2 separate regions of the Homo sapiens genome follow, and region 2 is linked to region 1. A link is a loop called in an ENCODE intact Hi-C map of the cell type or tissue named here. Cell type or tissue: heart left ventricle. All regions are shown on one strand. Links, peaks and the distances in the headings refer to the core of each region. The heading gives the core; the rest is flanking DNA.

Region 1 (8,854 bases), core at 3,606-6,105:
AGACATCCATGTTCATGGATTGGAAGACTGAATATTGGTAAGATGGCAATGCTGCCCAAATTAGTCTACATATTCAACAATTCCTATCAAAATCCTAGCTGTATTTTTTGCAGAAATTGACAAACTGGTAAAATTGGTAGGGAAACGCAGGGGACCCAGAATAGCCAAAAAACCTTGGAAAAGAACAAAGTTGGAAGACGTACCAATTTCAAAAAGTGCTACCAAGCTACAATAAGACAGTGTAGGCATATGGATAGACATATCGATCAGAGGAATGGAACTGAACATCCAGAAATAAACCCATACATTTCTGGTCAACTTGTTTTCAACAAGGATGCCAATACCATCAATAGAGAAGGAGTGGTCTTTTCAACAAACGGTGCTGGGACAACTAACTGGTAGCTACGTGCACAGCAAAAGGATCCCTACCTTCCTACCACATTACAAATTCTAACTCAAAATGGATCATAGACCTCAATATAAGAGTTTAAACTCTTAGAAGAAAACAGAAGTAAATCTTTGTGATGTTGGGCTTAGGAATGGTTTCTTAGACATAATACCAAAAGCACAAGCAACAAAGGCAAACAGTAGATAAATGGGACTTCATCAAAATTAACTTTAGCGCCTTAAAGGACACCATTAAGAAAGTGAAGTTAACCCTCAGAATGGGAGAAAAATTTTTGAAAAATCATGTATCTGATAAAAAAACAAACAAACATGCAGGTGCTCAGCTGTGGTTACCACCGAGCAGCACTGTCCAGTGAACTTGCTGTGATGATGGGATGCTTGGTATCCGCACTCCCAGTGTGATAGCCTTTAGCCTCATGGGGTTGTTGAGCAGTTGAAATAATAGCTAGTGTGAGGAACTGAACATAAAATTTTAGTTTTAGGATGGGTGTGGTGGCTCACGCCTATAATCTCAGCACTTTGGGAGGCCAATGAAGGCGGATCACTTGAGCCCAGGAGTTCAAGACCAGCTTGACCAAGATGGCAAAACCCTGTCTCTATTAAAAATACAAAAAAATTAGCTGGGCATGGTGGCACACACCTGTAATCCCAGCTACTAGGGAGGCTGAGGCAGGAGAATCGTACTTCCCCTTTATACTCTTCTGTATATTTGATTTTTTTTTTTTTAAGACAGAGTCCTGGCTCTGTCGCCCAGGCTGGAGTGCAGCGACATAGTCTCAGCTCACTGCAGCATCCGTGGAGGCTGAAACAGGAGAATCGCATGAATTTTTTAAAAAATCTAAACATGTAATTTTAAAACGGGCTTAAGAAGAATGATAACAGTTTTGGTCTTCTTTTTTATCAACCATGCTTTTATTTTACTTGAATCTCGTGCCAATTGCTTTGTAATATTAAAGTAGGATTTACACAAGTGGAATTTAGAAAAGATGATAATCTATCAAATCTGTCAATACCAATTAGAATGTAATAAAGAAATTAGGATAGTGGAGGTTTGAGCAAGTAAAGGCTCACCCAAATTCAAAGCCAATACTTGATGCTGAGAGGGGATATTTTCTGGAAGGTAATTTTTAAAAATTAAAGTCACAATTATAAATTGTATATTTCCTAATAAAAGAAATCTCAACTCATGGGACAATTTGAATTTAAAACACTATTGTTCCTCATTCAGTGATGAACAAGTCAAAACGTTTCAGAAAAGAAAGCCTTTAAAGAAGAATCCTGGCACAGAAAAGGTCCATTTAGACATTGCCTTCTTCCCCCATCTCTAATGCCTCTTTTCAAATCTCTGACTTGCACATGAAGTAACAGTGAGGTGTCCTGTGCAGCAGTCGCAATTTTTTGACTTGTCAAATTGAAGAAATTCAATTATGTAGCCAGAGCTTAGATCACTGACATGTATACTGGCATAAGCTTTTTTTTGTTTGTTTTTAATTTTATTAGAAGTGGGATCTCATTTTGTTGCCCATGCTGGTCTCAAACACCTGTCTTCAAGTGATCCTCCTGCCTCAGCAGCATCAGTTTAATATCTAGATAAAATCTGATGTATGTAATTTTACTTTTAAGGGTTTTTTTCCAAACAGACGTCCTGACAATGTTGTTTCCTATTCCTTGAACATTCACCTGACGCTTATATACTGTCATTACTTTTATCTGTCAACTGATGTCAGCTACTCAATTTACACATTACTTTTGTGCATTTCATCCTGTTTCTCAGTTTGACATTGTCATTCAAATTCAGAGTTTGACACTGAAACCCTGGGCATGGTGGCTCACACCTGTAATCCCAGCACTTCGGGAGACTGCGGTAAGCAGATCATTTGAACCCAGGAGTTTGAGACTAGCCTTGGCAACATGGTGAAACCCCATCTCTACCAAAAAAAAAAAAAAAAAAAAAGCAAAAACAAAAATTAACTGGGCATAGTTGCACACACCTGTAGTCCCAGCTACTCAGGAGGCTGAAGTGGGACGATCGCTTGAGCCCAGAAGGCAGAGGTTACGGTGAGTAGAGATTGTGCCACTGCACTCCAGCCTGGACGACAGGGCAAGACGCTGTCTCAAAAATAAAATATTAGTAAAGAAGAGTACAATCAGAATATGAAAATGTGTAAATGTGCATATTCTCTTTTTTTCTAATTTGGTAGCATTAAAAATACTTAAGCATCAAAGTTTGGCTTTATGAAGAAGGAGTCTGAGACACCTCAGGTTTCAGCCCTTACTAATAGCGTGGCTCAAAGAGCGTTAACTTGCCTGTGCTTCTGTTTCCTTATCTGTAAAATGGGGATGATGCTGTAACATCAAAGAGCTTATAATACTTTCCAGAGCTGGCAGTACTAAATAAGACCATTCCTCTAAAGTGCCAGCATTTTGAAAAGCATCAACCCATCAACCTTGTGCTTTAAATCTGGCATTCTTAAAGCTATACCTGTAGGCAGTATAGAGTGTTTTTTTTTATTTGTTTTTTTGTTGTTGTCTTTTGAGTCTCACTCTGTCTCCCAGGCTGTAGTGCAGTGGCACGTCTTGGTTCGCCGCAACCTCCGCCTCCCAGGTTCAAGCGATTCTCGTGCCTCAGCCCCCCGCATAGCTGGCATTACAGGCACACACCACCACGCCCAGCTAATTTTTGTAGTTTTAGTAGTATCTACTAAAATAAACAGGGTTTCACCATGTTGGCCAGGCTGGTCTCAAACTCCTGACCTCAAGTGATCTGCCTGCCTCGGCCTCCCAAAGTGCTGGGATTACAGGCGTGAGTCACCATGCCCGGCCGGCAGTGTATATCTTCTAAAGTTGCAATTTTTGTTCACTCCAGAATCACTTTTCAAAAAGCATGCAGATTTAATGCCACCAGTTTGTGTTATGTATCTATCCCGCAAAACAGCTCTAAAGGTGATTTACTAAAAGATTAACAGCATTTATCTCTGGTGGGATAATTTTTCTTTGCTTGTTTACCTGTGTCTTGCAGATTTTACACAGTGAACAATGACTGTATAATTTTAAAATACAGATATGCACAATTGTGTAATGTAAATATGCTCAGCTTCAATACATTTAAGAACACATTTTTAACTTTTCGTAAGGAGTCTTCAGTTTAAAAGTACAGTGTCATTACAGAGTGCTTATTCTGTTACAAAATTAGTAAAGCTGATTCTGCCTCTAAATCTGAAGTAATTCCCACTTTTTTTCATGCTTGAGTTTAGTTGATAAATAGCATTTTAGATACTAAAAATGATTGGATGAGTATTTCTACATTAATAAGTTGCTAATTAGGCACCAGGGTAGCAGATAGAATGCCTTTCTGTGTGCTAGGTTTAAACATTTTACACACAGTCTTATTTAAAACAGCCTTGCAGTTTATAGATGAACTGATTGTTAGGCTAACCAGAGGTGTTACTATACCCTCCAGGATAACCCAGCTAGTAAGGGCAGAGCCAGGATGATTCAGACCCAGACCAGAGCCGGGTGTTTTGTCCACAGTACTGCTGCTGCTTATACCGTAACGGGAAAAGTACACAACAGTGTCTTAATATTTCATTCTTCCATGAAAAACACTTTTAAAATATTGAAACATTATAGGAGCAGAAGTACATCTCTAAATATACTTTTAGGTCACATTGAAAACATTTCCAAAGGATTTGACCTGAAGTTAATGTTGCTACATTATGCTCAATACAGCAGGCTGTTCTGCTAGGGAAATTGTTAATATTTTAAAAATATTTTCCTAAGCTTTAGCTTTACCACTTCCAAGTCTGTACAGACTGGTTATTTCTACATTACAAAGACAGTGACTCCCTCAAAGGCTGACAGTTTTTATAGTCTGTGTTTATAACATACACATCTATTCTTGCCAGATGTGGGTTCCTACATTGCCATCTAACCTCAGCATCCTTTATGTTATGCTCCAACTTGGGTAAGCGGCTTTGTTTCCTTCCCAATCTCCTGGTCAGACAGTTGACCTCACATCTTTGTCTAGTGGTTTTCAAACGTCAGAGTAGCCCCTTGTTGGAGCGGCAGCCTTGGGGTTCCCCACTGTTTTCCACATTGCCTTTCCAAGTAAGCTTTGGTCTGCGTTAAACCCCGCTGTTTGCTTTGATATTCTCCCCCCACACAGCCGTACCCCACACCAGCTGGGCGCCTTTGGGAGACCGCAGCCCTTAGAAAAGGGGAAGAAAAGCCTCCTGACTGCACAGTGAGGGCTGGAGGCGTCTGGCCTGGAGGGAGTCCAGGCCACTGGACTCCACACTGTCAGCCAGTGTGAGCTGCTGGTGACAGGGAAAGGCCATGTGAGCAGGTCCTGACCTGCAGTTCGGGCCCCTGGAGCAAACAGCACCAAACTTGGCCCCCAGATCAGCTTTGTCATTCAAGATGTGGCTTGCTAGCAGGTGTTATTAACAAGGCGAAGCACCATGTGGTATCTTCCCATTGGAATCAGTTGTTATTGCTAACTAGGTATTAAGTGTCTGAAAACCTGATTTTGTACTTTGGCATCACCTGGCCCAGTTATAGCTTTGTGGGGGATACAGTTTCAAGGTGTGCAGTGGCACTCTCACCTGCAAGGGAGAAGTGTGCTTGTTGGGGGAAGGTCAGATAGGGGGTACACAGGGCTGGCATGCTAAGACACGCTCTTCCTGGAAGTATACGTGCAGAAAGCCACATCATAGTCCAAGGCTTTATGAGCACAAAAGGAACACGGGGTGGGGCGGGGAGGGGATCGTCTAGATGAACCTGATGGTTAATGACAGCAGGCTAAGATGAGCCAAATGTCCCTCTCATTGGCCAGCCTTGCCAGTGAGGCTGAATGCTTCCAAGCTAAGAGTCTCTCTGTCCTGGACAGCACTTACAGGACCCTGCCAATGTCTGCTGCCCGAGGTGCTTTCTGACAGTTTGCTGTAGCTACAATAATCCATTTACTCAGCTCGCAGACTTGCCTTGGAGCCATTCTAGCTGTGTAAGCTGACTTCACACCCAGGCCTGACCCACGATGTGACTCGCAAAATTACCTTTTCCGGCATTTTCGTGTCCTGGCCCCTTGTTAGCAGCACGTGACCAACACTGGCCACCAAGGCCCAAGCTAGACTGGCCAACAGAGAGTGGAGGGCTGAGGGCTGAGGAGACCACAACCATTATTAGATAGGATTGATTCTGCCTGTAGACTGAAAAGAACATCACCAAATGATGTCGAGAAGGAGGATAAGGAAGACCATTCCATGATGCTCTGCTCGGCCGAGCTACCCTGGAGGCAGGCCCCTGCTGAGGAGAGGCAGGAGAAGGGATGTCTTCAGGTGAGCCAATGGGAGCAGCTGGCTTTCAAAATGCCACTTAAAAGGGAGGCTGGCTATTGGCCTACACTGCACAGAAGCTTCCTGACCAGATGCCACAGGGCCTGGGGTCACCAGTAAGCCTAGAGCTGAGACTCCCTGAGCCCATCTCCAAATACATAATCCGAGTGGGGCTGTGAGAGGACAGTGGGGCAGTGCGGGACCTACTCCTGGAGGACTCACCCGCTCCCCAAAGGGTATGTGATCCATGCCCCAGGCCAGTGCTGCTGGCTGAATGTGAGGAAGCTTGGACTCCATTCCTCAGGAGCCCAGGCACTTCAGCAGGAAGGCTGGGGACCTCTGGGGCCAGCACTAGGGGCAGAGCAACAGACGAGACTAGAGGGCAGAGGGCACGTGGGAGCTAAGCCTGGGGAGATGGACACCAATGCTCAGGTGAGCGGCCCTAGCTGGCAGCACTTTGTGTGTTTCGGCACGCATCGTTGCTGGGAGGAGTAAGCACTGGCCGTGCAACTCCACCAGGGGAGGATGATGGAGGGGGTGCCTGGTCTCTCCTGGCCTCTGTGCACGTGGCTCTTCCCTTGCTGATTGGAGTCAATGCCTTTCACTGTGATAAACCATAACCATGAGTGTTATGGCTTCTCTGAGTTCTGAGTTGTTCTCGTGAATTAATGAACCTGATCTTCCAGTGGAATGGGGTGGGCGGGAACCAGATTGGCTCGTGATGGCCTGTGATGTCCTAGAATAGCCAGGTCACAGGTGGGACTTCTCATTCAGGGAAGGTGATGAGCCCACAAAGCTGGGTCCAACCCAAAGGCTTCAGGGGCAAGTCTGCCACCCCAGCCAGCATTGGGTTTCTCCAAGTCCCTCTCCTTTCGGGGCTGTGTTATTTACCAATTCCTAAAGGGGACCTCAGAGACTAGCTCACAGGCCATCTCTCTCACTGCATCCTCCCTGGTCCCCTCAACAGGAAGCCACCTAGAGACAGAGAACAGTGCTTTCTGTGTGCATTTCACCCAAAAACGCACACAGAACGGAGACTAAACCATGTGTTGGCATGAATGACTCCTGACAATGACCCCGGATTGCACCAGCCAGACTGGGCTCATCACCTTCCCTGAATGAGAAGGCCCACCTCTGACCTGGCTACTCTAGGACATCACAGGCCATCATGAGCCAATCTGGTTCCCGCCCACCCCATTCCACTGGAAGATCAGGTTCATTAATTCACGAGAACAACTCAGAACTTAGAGAAGCCATAACACTCATGGTTATGGTTTATCACAGTGAAAGGCATAAACTCCAATCAGCAAGGGAAGAGCCACGTGCACAGAGGCCAGGAGAGACCAGGCACCCCCTCCATCATCCTCCCCTGGTGGAGTTGCACGGCCAGTGCTTACTCCTCCCAGCAACGATGCGTGCCGAAACACACAAAGTGCTGCCAGCTAGGGCCGCTCACCTGAGCATTGGTGTCCAAGGTTTCTACTAGGGGCTGGTCACCCAGACATGGCTGGCCGCCCAGTTGGCTGATCCTGGTTTCCAGCCCCTGCAGAGGTCAAGCTGATACCACTTGGTCCAAGGGCCCCCCATAGGTCACATTGTTAGCAGAGACTATCTGGTGGGGCCCAAGGCCCCCAGGTAAATAAACGCACTCTTATCAGGGAGGCAATTCCAAGGGCTTAGAGGTTGCCTCCTGGGAGCTGGGGATAAGGGCCAAACCTCTCCTTGTTGAAGGTTAATCATGACTGCACCCCAGGACACTTGAGTTTCTCTCACTCTGGAGTATCATGCCTGCTGTTGACTGCCTGGAATGCCTTCCTCACTTTGTCAGAGGCATTTGAACCAGAGTGACTCCATCTTGAATAGGGGCTGCATTCAGGAGGTTAGGCCTTCTCAGTCACAGGATGAGATAGGAGGTTGGCAGGACTGGCATCACAAGATACAGGTCACAAAGACCATGCCAATAAAACAGGATGCAGTAAAGAGGCCAGCCAAAACCCACCAAGACCAAGATGGTGATGAAAGTCACCTCTGATCATCCTCACTGCTACTTATTTGCTAATTATAATGCATTAGTATGCTAAAAGGCACTCCCACCAGCATCATGACAGTTTACAGATGCCATGCGATGTCCAGAAGTTACCCTATGTAGTCTAAAAAGGGGAGGGACCCTCAGTTCCAGGAAATCACTTTCCCAGAAAACTCATGAACAACCCCCCCCGGTTTTGCATATGATCAATAAGTAACCATGAATATACTCCGTCCAGCAGCCCATGCCACACCTCTGCCTATGGAGTAACTACTCTCATTCCTTTACTTTCTTAATAAACTCCTTTGATAAACTTTATGGACTCACCCTGAATTCTTTTGTGCACAAGATCCAAGAACACTCTCTTGGGGTCTGGATCAAGACCTCCTTCCAGTAAAAACTTTGCCAGGCTCACCCCTCTTCTTTCTTCAAATTGTACCTTAAGTGACACATCCTTCAGAAAAACTTACTGCTCAGCCTCCAAATTGGATAAAATTCCCCTTTGCACATTCCCAGGGAGCCTCGGCTTGCCCCATCAGGGGCCCTATCCCTCAGCACTGCACCACCTCTCCTTGTCCTCCTTTCCAGCATCAGGCAGACTCTGCAGGGCACGCCCAAGAGCTGGAGCTTAAGCTCTCTCCTTGGAGTCCCAGTCTCTTTCCCACTACACTCATCTCAGCAGACGACCACTCAGCTCACTCCATGGAGACACAGAGGCCATAGGAGCCCACGCCCCGTTCCCGTCCCCAGCCTCCATGCTCTCTCGTTCCCACCCCACTCTGCGCCCCCACCAAGCTCAGAGTTCCAGATACTTCTCCAGGGCTGAGCTTCACATGAGATCCCATCTCCTCTGTCAGCCTCTGGGTTTTTACCCATCTGTTGCCAAATTCACCCAGGATGCCAAATTCATAGAAGCACTCCCTAAGGACCTGCCCCTGCTCGCTCATCCGTGGGGCTCACATTGTCCTCCCTTTCTGATATATACAGCCTCTCCCTGGACACTGGCTTCTTGACCAGAGGCTACAACATCACCCCACAAGGCATTTCTCAATCCCGGGTGCCCTCTTCAACTCTCCCTCATTCTCTC
Region 2 (5,677 bases), core at 1-2,500, 140 kb before region 1:
TGGAGTGCAATGGCACGATCTCGGGTCACGGCAACCTCCACCTCCCAGGTTCAAGTGACTCTCCTGCCTCAGCCTCCTGAGTAGCTGGGATCACAGGCACAAGCCACCATGCCTGGCTAATTTTTTGTATTTTTAGTAGAGACGGGGTTTCACCATATTGGCCAGGCTGGTCTCGAACTCCTGACCTCAGATGATCCACCGGCCCCGGCCTCCCAAAGTGCTGAGATTACAGGCATGAGCCACCCCGCCTGGCCTACATATCACATTTTAATAGCTACTCTAAAATGGGCAGGACCTTTAACAGGTAGCAGAGTGATGTGATGATGTGGGGCGTGGATTCCTGTACCTGCTCCCTAGGCTCAAACCTCAGCTGTGCCACTCAGTAGCTGATCATCTCTCTGCCTCAGTCACTTCTTCTATAAAACTAAGATAATAGCAGTATCTATTCATTTGACCATTATGGAATTTGAGTCAGTCTATGTAATGCTCTTCTGAATAGTATATAAAGTAAGCACTATGTAAGTGTTAGCCGCTGCCAGTGGCTTTGGGTTTAACATTGGCAAGATGAAAAAATAATGTATTTCTCTCAAATTGTTGTAGAACAAAGGCTATAGGAGCGTTATTTGAATATTTAAAACACTCAAGTGATGTCACGTTTTATTTTGACTAATCTGCATCCCCCTTTCCCCCTGCACCCCTGCAATCTGCATCCCCCTTCCCCTACCCTCAATAGTCAGCAAGTCGCATGGCTGCTGTCACCAAAAAGCTTGCTGTCAGCTGAAAGGATCAGGGAAGAGGTCACAGCTCACAAGCAGACCACAGGTAACCGGCTCTTGTGGAGCTGGCAGGAAAGCCAGCAGTCAGGGCGCCTACTCAGCGGGGACAGGAGGGATTAGTTCTGATTACCCAGCCTAATCCAATGGCAATTGTCTTCCTGAATTTGCCATCTCAGTTACTGTAGATTTGGACACCGCACCCTCTGTCACCTAATACCCAGTCCCGTGTTAGTTAGGGAACCTTATCCAAAGATGGTTTCTGTAAATTGCATGGGGAGGAAGAAGACCATGTCGGGAGAGACACTTAACACATTTCGGGTGCCTACTGTGTGTCAGCCCCAAGGCTGGGCACTTCACAGACAAGATCGTATTTCATCTTCACAGTGAACTTGTCTGGTGGGTGTTCTTTGCTATTTCCCAGCTAATGACTTGGAAGCTTCAGTCACTTCTAAAGGTTGGTGTAAGAAGCATAACTTCTCACAGCCTGCAAGTGGCAGAGCTGAAACATGAGTCCAGATTTGCTGGAGTGGAATATTCGTGAGGATGTGGAAAAGAACAAGAACCCTCATTCATTGCTGGTGAGAATGTAAAAGTGGTACAGACAGTTTGGAAAACACTTTAGCAGTTTCTTAATCCATTTCCCGTTTGCCCCGAGAATACTGTTGTCTCCAATCCTAATGTAATATTACATACGTTTCTGTTACATTAGAATTAGAGATAAATTGTGTTTAGGAATAACTCCAAAAACAGTTTTTATATTTTATTTTCACATTGAAAATCAGCCAAATTTGTTTCAGCCTCAAAGAGTGTGTTTATGTAAAATTGAGTACTGGCAGCAAGCTGCACTTTTTGTTTTTTTCTAAACGGGAAATGTGTTTCAAAGTTAAACATAAATTTACCAAATGACCCAGCAATTCCACTCCAAGTTATCTTCCCAAGAGAAATGAAAATGTATATTCACACAAAGACTCGCACACAACTGTTCTTAGCAGGGTTATTCATAATAGCCAAAAATTGGAAACAACCTAAATGTCTATTGGAAATAACCTAACGGTCCAACTAGTGAATGGGTAGACAAAATGTGGCATAGCAATACAATTGAATACCACTGAGCAATAACAAAGAACAAACTATGGATACGGTGGGGCGCGGTGGCTCACGCCTGTTATCCCAGCACTTTGGGAGGCTGAGGTGGGCAGATCGCCTGAGGTCAGGAGTTTGAGACCAGCCAGGCCAACATGGTGAAACCTGTCTCTACTAAAAACTACAAAAATTAGCCGGGCATGGTGTCGGGTGCATGAAATCTCAGCTACTTGGGAGGCCGAGGTAAGATAATTTCTTGAACCCGGGAGGTGGAGGTGGCAGAGAGCCGAGATCACGCCATTGCACTCCAGCTTGGACGACAGAGCGAAGCTCCTTCTCAAAACAAAAAAACAAACAAAACAAAACTATGGATACATGGTATGACATAGATGAACCTCAAAAACATTCTCAGTATGCTCAGTGAAAGAAGCCATACGCAAGAGACCATACAATAAATGGAATTATACAATATAATTATACAATATAATTCCATTTATATGAAGTGTCCAATAGAAATTATAAAGACAGAAAGTAGATCAGTGGTGGTTGGAGGTGAGGGCAGTGGGGAGAATGCTAATAATAAATGTGCCTGAAGGATCTTCTGGAGGTGATGGCAATCTTCTAAAACCAATCTATGGTGATGATTGCCCAACCTAGTACATTTGCTTTTTAAAAAAAATCATTGCATTTAGCAATTAGAAATGGTGAATTATATGATATACAAAATATGCCTTTATAAAGTTAATTTTAAAAATAGGAGCAAGGAGGCAAAAATTTAATGAGCCCCTACTAAATTCACTGCGGCGTTGCCTGTGATAGCAAAAGCTAAATGTCCATCAATAGGAATGTGGTTATTGTATATCTAAAGAATGGAATCTTTTTTTCTTGTTAACAACAATATACATTTAAAAAGAACGAGACAGGCCCGGCACGGTGGCTCCCGTGTGTAATCCCAGCACTTTGGGAGGCCGAGGTGGGTGGATCGCTTGAGCCCAGGAGTTCAAGATCCACCTGGGCAACATGCTGAAACCCCATCTCTACAAAAAATACAAAAATTAGCCGGGTGTGTCGCATGCCTGTAGTCCCAGTTACTCAGGAGGCTGAGGCAGGAGGATGGCTTGAGCCTGGGAGGTTGAAGCTGCAGTGAGCCGTGACTGCACCACTGCACTCCAGTATGGACAACAGAGCAAGGCCCTGTCTCAAAACAAAAAAAAAAAAATGAGACTCTGATAATGGAATAAAAAAAATGCACTGATATGGAATAATCTCCGGGATACATTAAATGAAATAAACAATGTATAAGAGTGCAGGGAATGTGATCACTTTCTTTTTTTTTTTTTTGAGGCGGAGTCTCGCTCTGTCACCCAGGCTGGAGTGCAGTGGCACTATCTCGGCTCACTGCAAGCTCCGCCTCCCAGGTTCACACCATTCTCCTGCCTCAGCCTCCCGAGCTCGAACTACAGGCGCCCGCCACAATGCCCGGCTAATTGTTTGTATTTTTAGTAGAGACAGGGTTTCACTGTGTTAGCCAGGATGGTCTCGATCTCCTGACATCGTGATCCGCCCGCCTCGGCCTCCCAAAGTGCTGGGATTACAGGCGTGAGCCACTGCACCAGGCCAATGTGATCACTTCTATGGGCAAAGAAGAAGGAGGAGGAGGAGGAGAAAAGAATCTTATATGCTTGTTTATACATATATTGACTAGAAATACACGAGAAAGCAGTAGCTTGGTTGCTCCTGGAAGGAGGCCTAAGTGTGGGGGGTGGAAAGAAGGCATGCCATTTGGAGACAGTGATAGTCTTTGTATATCTTTCTGGATACCTTGAATTTATGTATCTTACCTAATAAACAAGTAAAAGCTAACTTTTCAATATTAATAGTGAGCACCTCCATGTGCCCAACAGTGTGTTGGGTGCACAATTTGTCACACAGACGTGGTGAATACTGAGCTGGCAGCAGCTCCCTCTGGATTTGTTTTGAATTTATTTTAGGTGGAAGAGTCTTTCCACTGACTCTCCTCTCCCCTGCTGTTTAAAATGTATGGCAGTTTCCAATCTTTATGAGAGGGCTTAAAAAAAAAAAAAAAGCTCAAGGTTAAATAAAACCTGTGCGAGGCCGGGCATAGTGGCTCACTCCTGTAATCCCAGCATTTTGGGAGGCCGAGGCAGGCAGATCACCTGAGGTCAGGAGTTCGAGACCAGCCTGGCCAACATGGTGAAACCCCATCTCTACTAAAAATACAAAAATTAGCCGGGTGTGGTGGCACACACCTGTAATCCCAGCCACTTGGGAGGCTGAGGTAGGAGAATTGCTTGAGCCCGGGAGATGGAGGTTATAGTGAGCCGAGATCGCACCATTGCACTCCAGCCTGGCCAACACAGCAAGACTCTGTCTCAAAAAAATAATTAAATACATAAATAAATAAAACCTGTGTGAGAGTTTAGTACCTCCCCTGATTTTACAACTGAAAAATGCACCTGAAACACAGACAGGTTAGGTGACATTTCCAAGGTCACACAGCTTGTTAGTGACAGAGTCCAGGTTTCTTGACTCTGATTTTCCATGTACTGCATTGAAAGGATACATCCTCTTGCCTATCTTGGGGTAAAGACAGGGAAGAGAGGAGAACTTATGGTGCTATAAACATACAAAGTGTGACAGTGCTGTAATCGGACCCACTTCCTTGAGTTAACTGATTAAAATCACTTTGGTTTGAAGTTGAATGTCATGGGCCGACTGCTCTGTCCAGTCTAGGAATGTGTCGTCAATGTCATCACAAACATTTCACAGTAAAGAAAGCCCCTCTCTGGCTCGTTTTCCTCTTATCCTCCACATTTGCCCAGGCTCCTTATGTTCCCACCCTCACTCCCCTGTAATGAAAACTCCAAAGCCGCTCCAACTAATCCCTCTTGGGAGAATGTTTACTTTCAATGTGACCAAGAGGTGAAATGCTGTGGAATTTCTGGCATCAGACAATATAGGGGAGAACCTGGAAAATCTTAGGCTATCTTCTGTCTCACTCCCCGCCCCCCGACAGAAATAAGACCAACCCTGAGTGTAGTTAACTGAGCCCGAGTGTAGTTAACTGAGCTAGAACTTATTATGCTGAACTAACCACCTGTCAGCAAGTCCAGTCAGAAAAAAGCAGTGGTGTGAGGACAGGGAAGTTTCGCAGGAGAGTGGTAGTCTGATCTCTGCCACCTTCTACCCTCATCCTTCAACCCAGCCAGTCAGAGTGTCTTAGGGGAACACTTTTCATATAATGCCTCCACTTGCCTTATTTCCAGAAGATTTTTTTTTAATAGAGATGGGGTCCCACTATGTTGCCCAGGCTGTTCTCATACTCCTGGGCTCAAGCAATCCCCCCACCCACCTCAGACTCCCAATACAGAAGATTTTTAATGGTTCTTTATCTAATCTTGTTCTAGTAAATAAAGTGTGCCTTAGAGATAAGGAACATCACATCCAATAAAAAGGGCCGTAGGGTGCAGTACTGCAGCCAACGGTTCATTCCATTTCTTTTTATTTCTTTTGAGATAGGGTCTCCCTCTTTCACCCCGCTGGAGTGCATTGGTACAATCTCGGCTCACTGCAACCCCTGCCTCCTGGGCTCAAGCAATCCTCCCTCCTCAGCCTCCTGAGTAGCTGGAATTACAGGCATGCACCACCATGCCTAGCTAATTTTTGTATTTTTAGTAGAGACAGAGTTTTGCCATGTTGGCCAGGCTGGTCTCAAACTCCTGACCTCAAGTGATCCTCCCATCTCGGCCTCCCAAAATTCTGGGATTACAGGCGGCTCACGCCACCGTGCCTGGCTG

What was found. Hi-C counts contacts between places; a loop is a spot of excess contacts. Peaks named below come from ENCODE experiments on the same cell type or tissue, not always from the same donor. Only the 100,000 strongest peaks of a DNase experiment are listed, where the experiment ranks them.
Region 2: it touches region 1 in a loop (2.6-fold over the local background); 8 of 110 quality-filtered maps call a loop at or near these places.

Annotation. Positions count from the first base shown.
Region 1 is chr18:58,750,276-58,759,129 of GRCh38, forward strand. It overlaps MALT1 (MALT1 paracaspase), which reads left to right. Exons shown (of 17, transcript NM_006785.4): 17 at 1-4,202. All of the region lies in intron 1 of LOC105372146 (a long non-coding RNA gene), which reads right to left. Among named protein-coding and RNA genes, the nearest start is that of LINC01926, 59 kb to the right of the region's middle. In heart left ventricle, for the core only: no CTCF peak of the experiment used is centred there; DNase peaks (open chromatin) are centred at 4,666 and 6,064; H3K27ac peaks cover 238 bases.
Region 2 is chr18:58,618,093-58,623,769 of GRCh38, forward strand. All of the region lies in intron 1 of ALPK2 (alpha kinase 2), which reads right to left. Among named protein-coding and RNA genes, the nearest start is that of ALPK2, 8.2 kb to the right of the region's middle. In heart left ventricle, for the core only: a CTCF peak has its summit at 1,271; a DNase peak (open chromatin) is centred at 839.